Regions from separate parts of the Homo sapiens genome. Here region 1 is linked to region 2. A link is an interaction called in ENCODE POLR2A ChIA-PET data of the cell type or tissue named here. Cell type or tissue: Caco-2. All regions are shown on one strand. Links, peaks and the distances in the headings refer to the core of each region. The heading gives the core; the rest is flanking DNA.

What was found. ChIA-PET counts read pairs that join two places held together with the same protein. Peaks named below come from ENCODE experiments on the same cell type or tissue, not always from the same donor. Only the 100,000 strongest peaks of a DNase experiment are listed, where the experiment ranks them.
Region 1: POLR2A ChIA-PET joins it to region 2 with 5 read pairs; 2 of 35 experiments call an interaction of 5 or more read pairs at or near these places.

What each region holds. Positions count from the first base shown.
Region 1 is chr5:78,136,812-78,142,194 of GRCh38, reverse strand. AP3B1 (adaptor related protein complex 3 subunit beta 1) reads left to right here. Exons shown (of 27, transcript NM_003664.5): 15 at 876-1,052. Among named protein-coding and RNA genes, the nearest start is that of AP3B1, 160 kb to the left of the region's middle. In Caco-2, for the core only: no CTCF peak of the experiment used is centred there; no DNase peak of the experiment used is centred there.
Region 2 is chr5:78,074,398-78,079,780 of GRCh38, reverse strand. The region is part of intron 22 of AP3B1 (adaptor related protein complex 3 subunit beta 1); the gene reads left to right. Among named protein-coding and RNA genes, the nearest start is that of AP3B1, 220 kb to the left of the region's middle. In Caco-2, for the core only: no CTCF peak of the experiment used is centred there; a DNase peak (open chromatin) is centred at 3,200.

The DNA.
Region 1 (5,383 bases), core at 296-5,295, 62 kb before region 2:
CATAAATTATATTGAAATGCAGTTTATTTAAAAATATAGTGCCAAAATGCAATATTGGACAAATTTATCCCTGTTTCTTTTGTTGACCAAATAATAGACTGGGATTCATGATTTTATAAGCAGACCTTGATGATCTTATCAGTTTGATATATTTCCAGTGTTGTAGATGCTAATACATAAAGAGCAAAAACAGTTTTGATTTGGAATCATAGTACCTAATTGATCTGTTTCTTTTTCTGTATTATCTGTGGGTTCTCAAATGGGCTTTGTGGACCACCTGTCTCAGGAGTCATCTGTGATGCTTTTTAAATTAAAACATAGATTTCTGGGCCCCACCACAGAAATACTATTTTGGAGCTGATCCCAGGACCTGTCTTTTTAGTAAGAACCCTGGATGATTTTTGTGGGCATTGAGGTTTGGGAACTGCTGTTCTAGAGCAGGGGTCAGCAAACCATTTCTATAAATTGCTAGACAGTCAATATTTTTGGCTTTGAGGACCATATGGTCTTCACTGTAACTATTTCTGCCATTATAGCACAAAAGCAGCAACAGATAATGGAGAAACAAATAGGTATGGGCAGCTAGACTGGCTTCTAGAATTTGTTCGTCTCTGATAGAATCTAGATTCTAGACCATCGGTTTTTGCTGTATGAATATTTTCTAAGATATTCTCTTCGAAATCAATTTTAATGAGATTTCCTATGTGTTTATTTTTTGATAACTGACGAAAATTCATAAATACAGGATTAATTCCTAGATATACATTAAATTAATTAATAGCTGTAAAACTTTTGTAATAGTTAAAACCTTTTCTATGTTAATATTAGAGTATGATTAACTTACTTCTAACTATGTAATCTGCTTCTCATATTAGGTTCCTGTTGCTAGAGCAAGTATTCTTTGGCTAATTGGAGAAAACTGTGAACGAGTTCCTAAAATTGCCCCTGATGTTTTGAGGAAGATGGCTAAAAGCTTCACTAGTGAAGATGATCTGGTAAAACTGCAGATATTAAATCTGGGAGCAAAATTGTATTTAACCAACTCCAAACAGGTGAGAGGCAAATGTTAGTCAACCTATCTAATACGTACTTTCCTCTTCACTCTGATCAAACAGCGGGGGTCTGTGCCTTCATTAGTCTGACCATTCAACAATTTCTAGGTGCCTGTTTGTTTCAGGTTCTATGTTAGATGATACTAGTGCAAACAGATGACATTCTAGTCTAGTAAGAGAGAAAACAGATTAAAAAATGAAATAGTGTGTGTTAATGCTGTAGCAGAAGTATTGACATACAGTGGAATTCTAGACGAATTATAAAGTCTGAAGTCGATGTGAGGTCAGAGAAAATTTTATAAAGGATGAAACTCTTGACTAAGGGCTTGTAAGAGTGGTTTACTGTACAGAAAGAGGAAAGCACAGGGTCAGAGTCAAGAAACAGCTTGGTGTTTCTGGGAAACTTTTTGAAGGTGAGTCCAGAATGGCAGGTACAATGGTCTGAAAGTTTATATCCCCCAAAGTTCATGTGGTGAAACCTGATCACCCATGTGATGGTATTAGGAGGTAGGACCTTTGGGAGGTGATTAGGTCATAAGGGTGGAGCCTTTATAAATGAACTTTATGCTCTTAGAAAAGAGATCCCTGAGAGCTAGCTTGCTGCTTCTGCCATGTGAGGACACAGTGAGAAGGTGCTATCTGTAAATTAGAAAATGGGTGCTCACTAGACACCAGAACTGTGGGTACCTTGATCTTGGATTTCCCAGCCTCCAGAACTGTGAGAAATAAATTTTTATTATTAATTATATTATTAATAGGCTTCCCAGTTTATGGTATTTTCTAACAGTAGCCCAAATGGACTAAGACATTTTGCAGTTTGAACGCATGGAGTGGCTTGTATGCTCTGCTAAGTAGTATGGACCTTGTCCTGCAGAGGAAAGGGAAACCACTTTTAATAGTAGTATAATTTACCAGATTTGCAGTTTAGAATATTCATTTTTTAAGTCCATTGACTTTTTGAGCAGCTGTTAATAAGAGGAATCATTTTTGCTTCCATGTACGAAATAGGGACTTTTCCTATATCTGAATTGCTATTCTCTGTGAGTGGACTTACCTGTTTAGTAAATTGGAAAAAGATTCTTGCTCATTTGCAGCTAGGCTTCTTGGGAAGCTTTATGCTCTGTGTCCTATCTATTTTTCTCTAATTTTCACTTTTCCTCTGACTCTTACTTTTGCCTTTGTGATTTTTTTTCTCCACCTCCCCTCTCTTTGTTTTTGTCCCCTTCCCCAAAACTCTTTCTGCCTAGATATCTCTCTGACATCCTTCATCCCTTCGTGCCCCGCCCCCGTACTACAGTCCAGTGTGTTTGTCATTGTCTCCTTTCTCTTCCATCCCTGTTTGTTTCTCTCTTTTTGTATTTGCTGTGTATCTCTCTATATGTGTCTCCCTCTCTGTCTGCCTTTCCTGCTTCCCCATAGACCACACTTATTTTCTAGTAAACTAATGTTTGCCTTTCAGAATCCTTAGGTCGATTCCTCAAATTCATTTCTATATGCTTTGGGATTATCTTCATCCCTAATCGTGATATGAGTTATCTTATTATAGCTTTTGCTGATTCATCTACAAGATTTGTAACCAGATAATTGCAAATAATGGAGCATATTTCCATTATTTAGATTTTGTCTTTACATTTTAAGTCATCTTTAAAAGGAATCAGTTAATCCTTTCCAAGTGTCTGTAGATTTCTTCATACATTGAGATGCTTTCTAAAAACTGAGTAAAGAAAGACCTATGTTTGCTGTTGAGTTTCATGTTTCTTGATAAAATAGAGGGAGTTTTAGCCTGAAACTCCATGGTGTTCACTAAATCCCTGTGGTATGGCAAAAGTCAATATGATACCTAGACTCTTAGGATTTTTTTCTGTCTGGTTTGGCCACTCTAAATATATCTAGCTTATGGATTATTGTTAAAGTAATACCAAAATCAAATGTCAATCAAGACTTAATCAAACTAAGTAAAGCTTCTTTCTTTGGCTCTTTTCTTTGTAGCTGTGAATAACCAATAATGAAATGTAGTACTGTTTATTGTAGAGCATGTTTCATGTCTTTTTACCCAGTGAATTTGAAGACAACTAGTTTGCACTCAGGTTTTTTTTTTTTTTTTCTTGATCTCTATTATTAATGGCAGTTTTGGAGCTCAGTTTCTGAAGTGTTTTTTTTTTTTTTTTTTTTTGAGACAGAGTTTCCCTCTGTCACACAGTCTAGAGTTCAGTGGCATGATCTTGGCTCACTGCAACCTCTACCTCCCAGGTTCAAGCAATTCTCATGCCTCAGCCCACTGAGTAGCTGGGATTACAGGCATGTGCCACCATGCCTGGCTAATTCTGTATTTTTAGTAGAGACAGGTTTCACCGTGTTGGCCAGGCTGATCTCGAACTTCTGACCTCAAGTGATCTGCTCACCTCGGCCTCCCAAAGTGCTGGGATTACAGACGTGATATTTTATATTTTAGAATGATACTTCTAGGAAACTACAATAGGCCTCACCACCTAATGGTGAAAACACAGTGATTTTTTTTAATCACAAATTTTTATGTAGCTCATTGTTTTTAAGTGATTAAATATGAAAATAGATTAATAGTGTCTTGAAGAGTTGTTCTCTGTTTTTGAATATTTCTCAAGAAGAGGAGATTGAGAGAATTAGCAACTGAAAATTAGTTGTTTTTTGTTTTGTTTTGGAGCAGAGTCTCCCTCTATCGCCCAGGCTGGAGTACAGTGGCGTGATCTCGACTCACTGCAACCTCTGCCTCCCGTGTTCAAGCAATTCTCCTGCCTCAGCCCCCTGAGTAGCTTATTATGGGTGTCTGCCACCACACCTGGCTAATTTTTTTTTGTATTTTAGTAGAGATGGGGTTTCACCATGTTGGCCAGGCTGGTCTTGAACTCATGACCTCAAGTGATCCGCTTGCCTCAGCCTCCCAAAGTGCTGGGATTACAGGCGTGAGCCACTGCACCCAGCCTGAAAATTAGTTTTAAAGAATGGTTTTAAGCACTATCAACTTGATAGAATTTTTAAAATTTGTGTAATCCATTAGATATAAGACAGACTAAAATAATTGTTTTGACTGAAATACTAAGAATTGTTTTCTCTACTTATTTATTTTAGCCATCTTTAAAACTAAGCTAGGGAGAGTCGATTACAGTGATGAGTAGCTGGTTTGCCGTGAAGTCTTGATATTTATTTGTAGATCTGAATTCCCGGTGGCCTAAATACCTCAGTGAGCATTTCTATAATTTTTATTGAATTATTTAGGGTTATAGAGAATGTCTAAATTGATTTTTATAAGATTTAGCATATTGTATTTATTTGTATGTTTGAAGAATAATCAAATAGTAAATTTCTTTATCTGCCTCAAACTATTTTTGACCTAATATAAAAAATAATTTAAAAATTAGTTAGCAGTCTGTTTTGAGTATATCCTAGACTGACCCTACCATAGAAAACAGCTGTAAACTCCAGAAAAATACAAGAAACAAACGACTTTCTGAAGACACAGAATAGTAAAGAAAAGCAAGAGAATCTGGAGGGAAATTCATACTTAGAAGAAGGAAATGGCACAGAGTTATTTTCCCTGTTTTTATGGCTTTTATCCTGAGGACAGTTTGCAGTTGGCACTGTGCACAGTGGCTAGACCTCCAAAAGGAAATTCAAAGTCCTTCTGGCTTGAGGAAGTAGAGAAGAGAGTTCAGGAAAGCTACAGACATTGGAAAGTTAAGGAAAAATAGTAGAAAGGAGAGAGTCAGTGTGGGAGAATCTCAAAATCTGGGAGTAATTGTACCTAAGTTTTTGGCTGGCATCTGAACCATACTTATGCAGGGTGGATTCAGAGAAACACAGCTAGGAATTAAAGAACCAAGCTGAAATTTGAGGTGTACCCAAGAGACTGAGTTTGTACCTTGAACCCCAACAAAGTTAATTACCTGCTAAAACAAATGAAAATCCTGTACTCATTCAAAGAGTTTAACTATGTCCAGAGTCTCTAAAATACATGGCATTCTTAATGTCCAAATGTATCTTGTATATCCAAAATTACTCAACATAAGAAGAACCAGGATGGGGAGTTATTGTTTAATGAGTACAGAGTTTCTATTTGGGAAGATGAAAAATTCTAGAGATGGATGGTGGTAGTGGTTGCATAATATGGTAAATAGACTGCCTGGCTTCAAATCATGTTGTGCCACTTACATGATTTTGGACAAATCATATAACCTATCCAAGATTTCATTTTCTCATCTGTAAAATGGGAATTATTATAATATAGTCAATTTTGCTATATTGCAACATGTATGCTTCTAAAATCATTGTGCTATACAAAATCACACAATAAAAAC
Region 2 (5,383 bases), core at 171-5,170:
GCTCGATGGGGGAGGGATGTTGGATTTTGTTTTTGTTTTAATCTATTCTTTATACTTCTTTGCCTGAATTATTTTATATACAGGTTTTTATAAATGTGAGCTACATTAAATATATACTAAAATCCAAAGTATAACTAAAATAAAACTATCAATAGTACACTTAATACTTGAGTCCGGGTTTTGTGCTTCCAAATTCTATTCCTTTTCTTCCATATCTTTCTGCTTTCCTTTAGAATTATATACTAAATCAATCTTTGTATATACCGTATGTGGTAAACTCCTTAGAATTATTTAATTAATGAACTGCATTTATATGTCCTGTAAAATCTTATTTGCTCCATGGTAGGTCTTTTGCTTCTTAGATGGTGCAAACTTAGTCCATCCTTCATTCCATGCTTAATTTTCTTAAATTCTCAATTAGAGTTCAGATTAATGAGGGTTTTATTTCTGTAAAATTCTTTTGTAAAAAAGAAAATGTCTTAAGATTCCTGTTCCAAGGAATTATATAAGAAAATTGTAATGAAATAGAAATATTTCAACCCTTTAGATTTTATTTCAAAAAAAAATGTTAACTTATGTTAGCCATGTAGTTGATTGTGGATGGTACCTTTTTAAAAAACATTCAGTAAGAAGAATTGACAGTATTCTAACATGAGTTTAAAGCAGGATTTGCCTTTGGCAAAGCCAGACACAGATGGTCTGACTTTCAGATGGTGGAATACTAGCTGTATTACTTAAGGCTTGCATTTTGCAATGTATTCATGAATATAGTCAATAAAAATTTGCAATACCTAAGAGCTTTCATATCTGAAATCTGTAAGGCAGGTAACAACACATGTTCCCCTAATGTTTATGTTGTTCATAGATACCAGTGAGATTCTCTAGATATTTGCATTCTAACATACATGCAGACTGAAAGGCTTTATTATAGCTTAATTTCATTTACTTAAAAGCTTTATTGAACACAGTATGACTAAATCACTATGCTAGGAATTACAGATAACAGGTTAATAAAACATAGTCCCTTCCTAAGGGAGCTCACAGTTTAGTGAATGAAAAAGACTAGAAAACTTCATTATAGGAGTACAGACAAGGGAGCAAGTAATTCTGCAAAGAGTGCCTATCAATATGGACTTGGATAGCGATATTTGTGTTGGGTCTTGGAGAATGATTGAGTTTACCAACAGGGAAGAAGAGGAGATGCGTATTTCAGCCCAGGGAATGGCCAGATGAAAGAGAGAAGATAAAATGTATATTATGTTTTTGCCAAATTCTGTAGCTAGATATAGCTAGTGTACAAAATGTATGTTTTGGGGGAGAGAGAAGTAGCTACTGGTTGAAAGCCATATTGTGAAACAGTTGAAAGGAGTTCTGAAGATTTTAGAGCAGGTTATTGATAGTGATCAGATCTTTGTTTTATAAAGTTGTGTGAAAGATTAATTGGATAGGAAGAGAACAAAGGAAGAATTTGGTAACTTTTAGGTAGATAACTGAGATTTGCACCGGAATGATTATCTGGATAGTGGTACCCAGTTAACCAAGATAGAAAATAAGGAAGAGGAAAGGACAATGACATTGAAATTTTCTTTGGAACATGTTACTCTGAGGTGCTTTTGGAACATCAAGTTAGAGATGTCCAGTAAGAAGGTAAAATCCATTCTGGATTTTAGTGAAAAATTAGGGCCAACTAATTAGAATACAAGCATGTGCACATGTGTGTGCATACACACACATCCTAAAGCCATCAGGTTATGGGTAATGGTTTAAGGTAGGGGAACAGAAGGGAAACCTTGTGGGTGAGAAGAGACAACTGAAGATGGAATCCTAGGGAACATCATGCTTTAGAAGACAACAAAGAAAAAAGCCAAATAAAAGCAGTGAAAGAAGGAGGTGAGTCATAGAGCAGCGTGTTATGAGGAAACTCACAGGTTACTGAGGGAAATAGTCAAATCATTAATGTAGTAAGTGCTGAACTAGAGACAAATCCACCAAGTTCTCCTGGGTGACAAAGATCTCTTAGAGAAGATATACATATGTAACCTTGGAACTGAGTCTGGAAGATGAGTTTGCCTAGGTGGCTGGAGTAGAAGAATGACGCTCCTAGAAGAGGAACTAGTATACCTGAAGGCTTGGGGTGTGGAAGAACTGGAGTATTGCTGAAACAGTATTTCAATGTAGGGTTTAAGTATAACATGTGTAACCAGATCTGATACTTGAGAAGTATGTTGGTGACGCACTGTCATGGGAAAATTGTAGTAATGATTCCTTAACTTGTTTTCCAATCTTTTTGTGTGCCGGTACATGTAGAAAAGTGGCAATACCTGTAATGCATTCTAGGGTAAACAATGCTGAAGGAGGTTGGAGGCACCCAGTCTAGGAGCTCCAGCTACCACAGACCCCAGTTGGCCTTGGGGATTCATGGGGGGCAGTATCGCAGCACACCTCTGACCCATTTGTGGCAAATTAGTGAGGGAGCTCTGACTTAGCTACCATAAAGATAACAGATTTGATCCTTGTGGATCACAAACCCTAAGTGGAATTTAATTTTGGACAGTACAGGAAGGCTCATTAAGAAAAGTGATCATTTCAAAATGCAAAAGTGGTACACTGAGGAATAGTAAGGAATTTCAAGAACAATCCATGAAACAAACAAAAAGGCCTAATTTGTTGTTGTATGCCTCTTGGAGGTAGCCAAACTCAAGGTTAAAGGCACAGTCCTCCAGACTAAGTTGGCCCAAGATTTCTGACACCAGCTGTAACTTTACGGATTTCCCAAAACCACTCTCTAGTTCAGTAATTTTCTAGAACAACTCAGAGAACTCAGAAAAGCACTGTGCTTAGGATTACAATTTTAGCAAAATGATTCAAATTAGAACCAGCCAAACGAAGACACACCTAGGGCAGATTCTAGGAGGGTTCCAAATGTGAAACTTTTGGGTTACCCTACTGGCATGAAAATCTGGCAATATGCATGGACTATTGCCAGCCAGGGAAGCTCACTGAACCTTGACATCCAGAGTCTTTATTGAGGCTTCATCATATAGCCTTGATTGTTTGAAATATTGCCACATGGTTGAACTCTAGCCACATAGTTGAACTCAGTCTCCAGCCCTCCCCTGTCTCTAGAGGTCAGGCTGATATTAAGTAGCTCAACGCCCCAACCCTCTAATCACATGGTTGGTCTTTCTATCTTGGCCAGCCTTATCCTGAGTTATCTCCTTAGCATAAGCTATCTGAGGGACCTGTCATGAGTCACCTCAGTGGCATAAATTATCAGGTGTGGTCCCAAAGGGCCCACCATGAATAACAAAGACACTTTTATCACTGGGGAAATTCCAAGGGTTTAGAGGTCGCCCCTCAAGAGCTAAGAGAAAGTCCTAAGCCTCTTTAGGTTAGGTCAAATTCCTTACTACACATATGCCAATTAAGTGTTTTATTCATCCAACATGTATTTATTCAGACCAGAATATGAAGCCATGGATATAGTGGTAAACAAGATGGGAAAGCTTCTTGCCCTGAGAAAGTTTATAGTTGACTGGGAAAATAAAGAAAAATTGCCTCAAAGTATGTAATTACAGTATACCAAGTGCTCTCCTTTTTGTAACAGTTTTGCCCATTTGGAAGTATCCGTAGATACAAGTTGTCTTTATTTGTCATTATTTCTCTGGTTATGAACATAAACACTATTATTTGATATTTGCTAAATTCCACATTTCCACCTTTTTTCCTCTGTACCATTATAACTTAAAACCTAAAAGAGTTACTTTCAATATTTGACACAGCTTAAGATTTAGATACCTGAACTACTCTTCTCCTTTAGCAAGAAGTAGAAGGATGATTTTCATAGTCCGTACTCTTCGCCGTTTGCTTTCCTTGAATTACCATTGAGGACCATCACTTTGTCACTTGATGACCATGCCAGGGTGAAGCTAGCATGGAATATCAGTAGCTAGCATGGAATTTCCTATGACCAGCAAAAAGATGACGTTAAGTTTGGCAGCATGACCAAGAAGCCCTGTACTCATGCCCCTCAGCTCCCCATGGATTTATAGGCCGAAGGATAGGAAGAAGCAACCCCATTTGTAATCCACTTGAATTTGGGCACCCAGAGTGGTACAAAGAAAAGCCACAAAGCAAATGTAGCTTCTGCAGTTTTTATCATTTGTCCTATCAGGTTCCTTATCAAAGGAATATGGGAAATTGGCTAGCAAGTAGTCTTACGGATTTTTGCTATTGTCGAAAATTGGCAGCCAGTGGAGTTACAACTCTTCCGTGAGTTAGGGATAAGTCCCTGACCCAGTTTGTGTTGTAGGAACTCAACTGGGAAACAGAAGACTCTTATCAGGCCTTTCCTTTGTTTTGGTATGGAAGTCACTCTGTTGGTTTTAAAACAATAATAAGAAAAAAACAAACCATAATTCATGAAGAAGTATCTGATTCACTCCATCTGAAATCTACTAAAACAGTATTTGGAATTATTAGGATAATTGTGCATTATAATAGTAACTATTGTGATTGAAGTTAGTTGCATTGTATTTAGGATTTCAGTTTCTCTTGAGTAGTCTTATCTTAGATATATCCTCCCCAACCACCCCCCTACCAGTTCTCCTCACTCTCTTTTAATTGCTACTAGGGTATTTTAGTTTTGTTTTCCAATCTCTTATATTGGCAGAGTGCTAGACTTTTTTCAAGTTGGTCTGCAAGGAGAGATTGCTTTGAGGGACGTCTTTGTTGAATATGTACGTTTACTAAGTTATATGCCAGACATTTCATGAATATGTGATCTCATTCAAAAAATTATATGATAAAGTTTTTCTAATATAGTAGAAGAATCATCTTTTTTTTTTGAGACAGGGTTTTGCTTTTGTTGCCCAGGCTGCAGTGCAGTGGCGCAATCTCAGCTCACCGCAACCTCCGCCTCCCAGGTTCAAGCAGTTCTCCTGCCTCAGCCTCCTGAGGCATGTGCCACCACGCCCGGCTAGTTTTGTATTTTTAGTAGAGATGGGGTTTCTCCATGTTGGTCAGGCTGGTCTCGAACTCCTAACCTCAGGTGATCCACCTGTCTCAGCCTCCCAAAGTGGTGGGATTACAGGCATGAGCCACCGTGCCCGGTGAAGAACTATCTTTAAAAAAATTTTTTTTTTCCATTTTATAAAGTTAAGGTATATTCAGGCCCCAGGCTAAGAGACAAGTCCAGCTAAGATCAAATTCCTTTGAGTTTGGAAGAGGGAGAAATTGTAAGTCAAAATTAAAAATAATTTTGTCATTTTAAATTTAGGAAAAATCCTTTATTTGTTCTGATGAAAATGTCAGTAGTCATGGAACTGTGGTAAAAATAATGAAAAATCACTGGCCTGGGTCTGCTTCAATTGAAAACATTTTT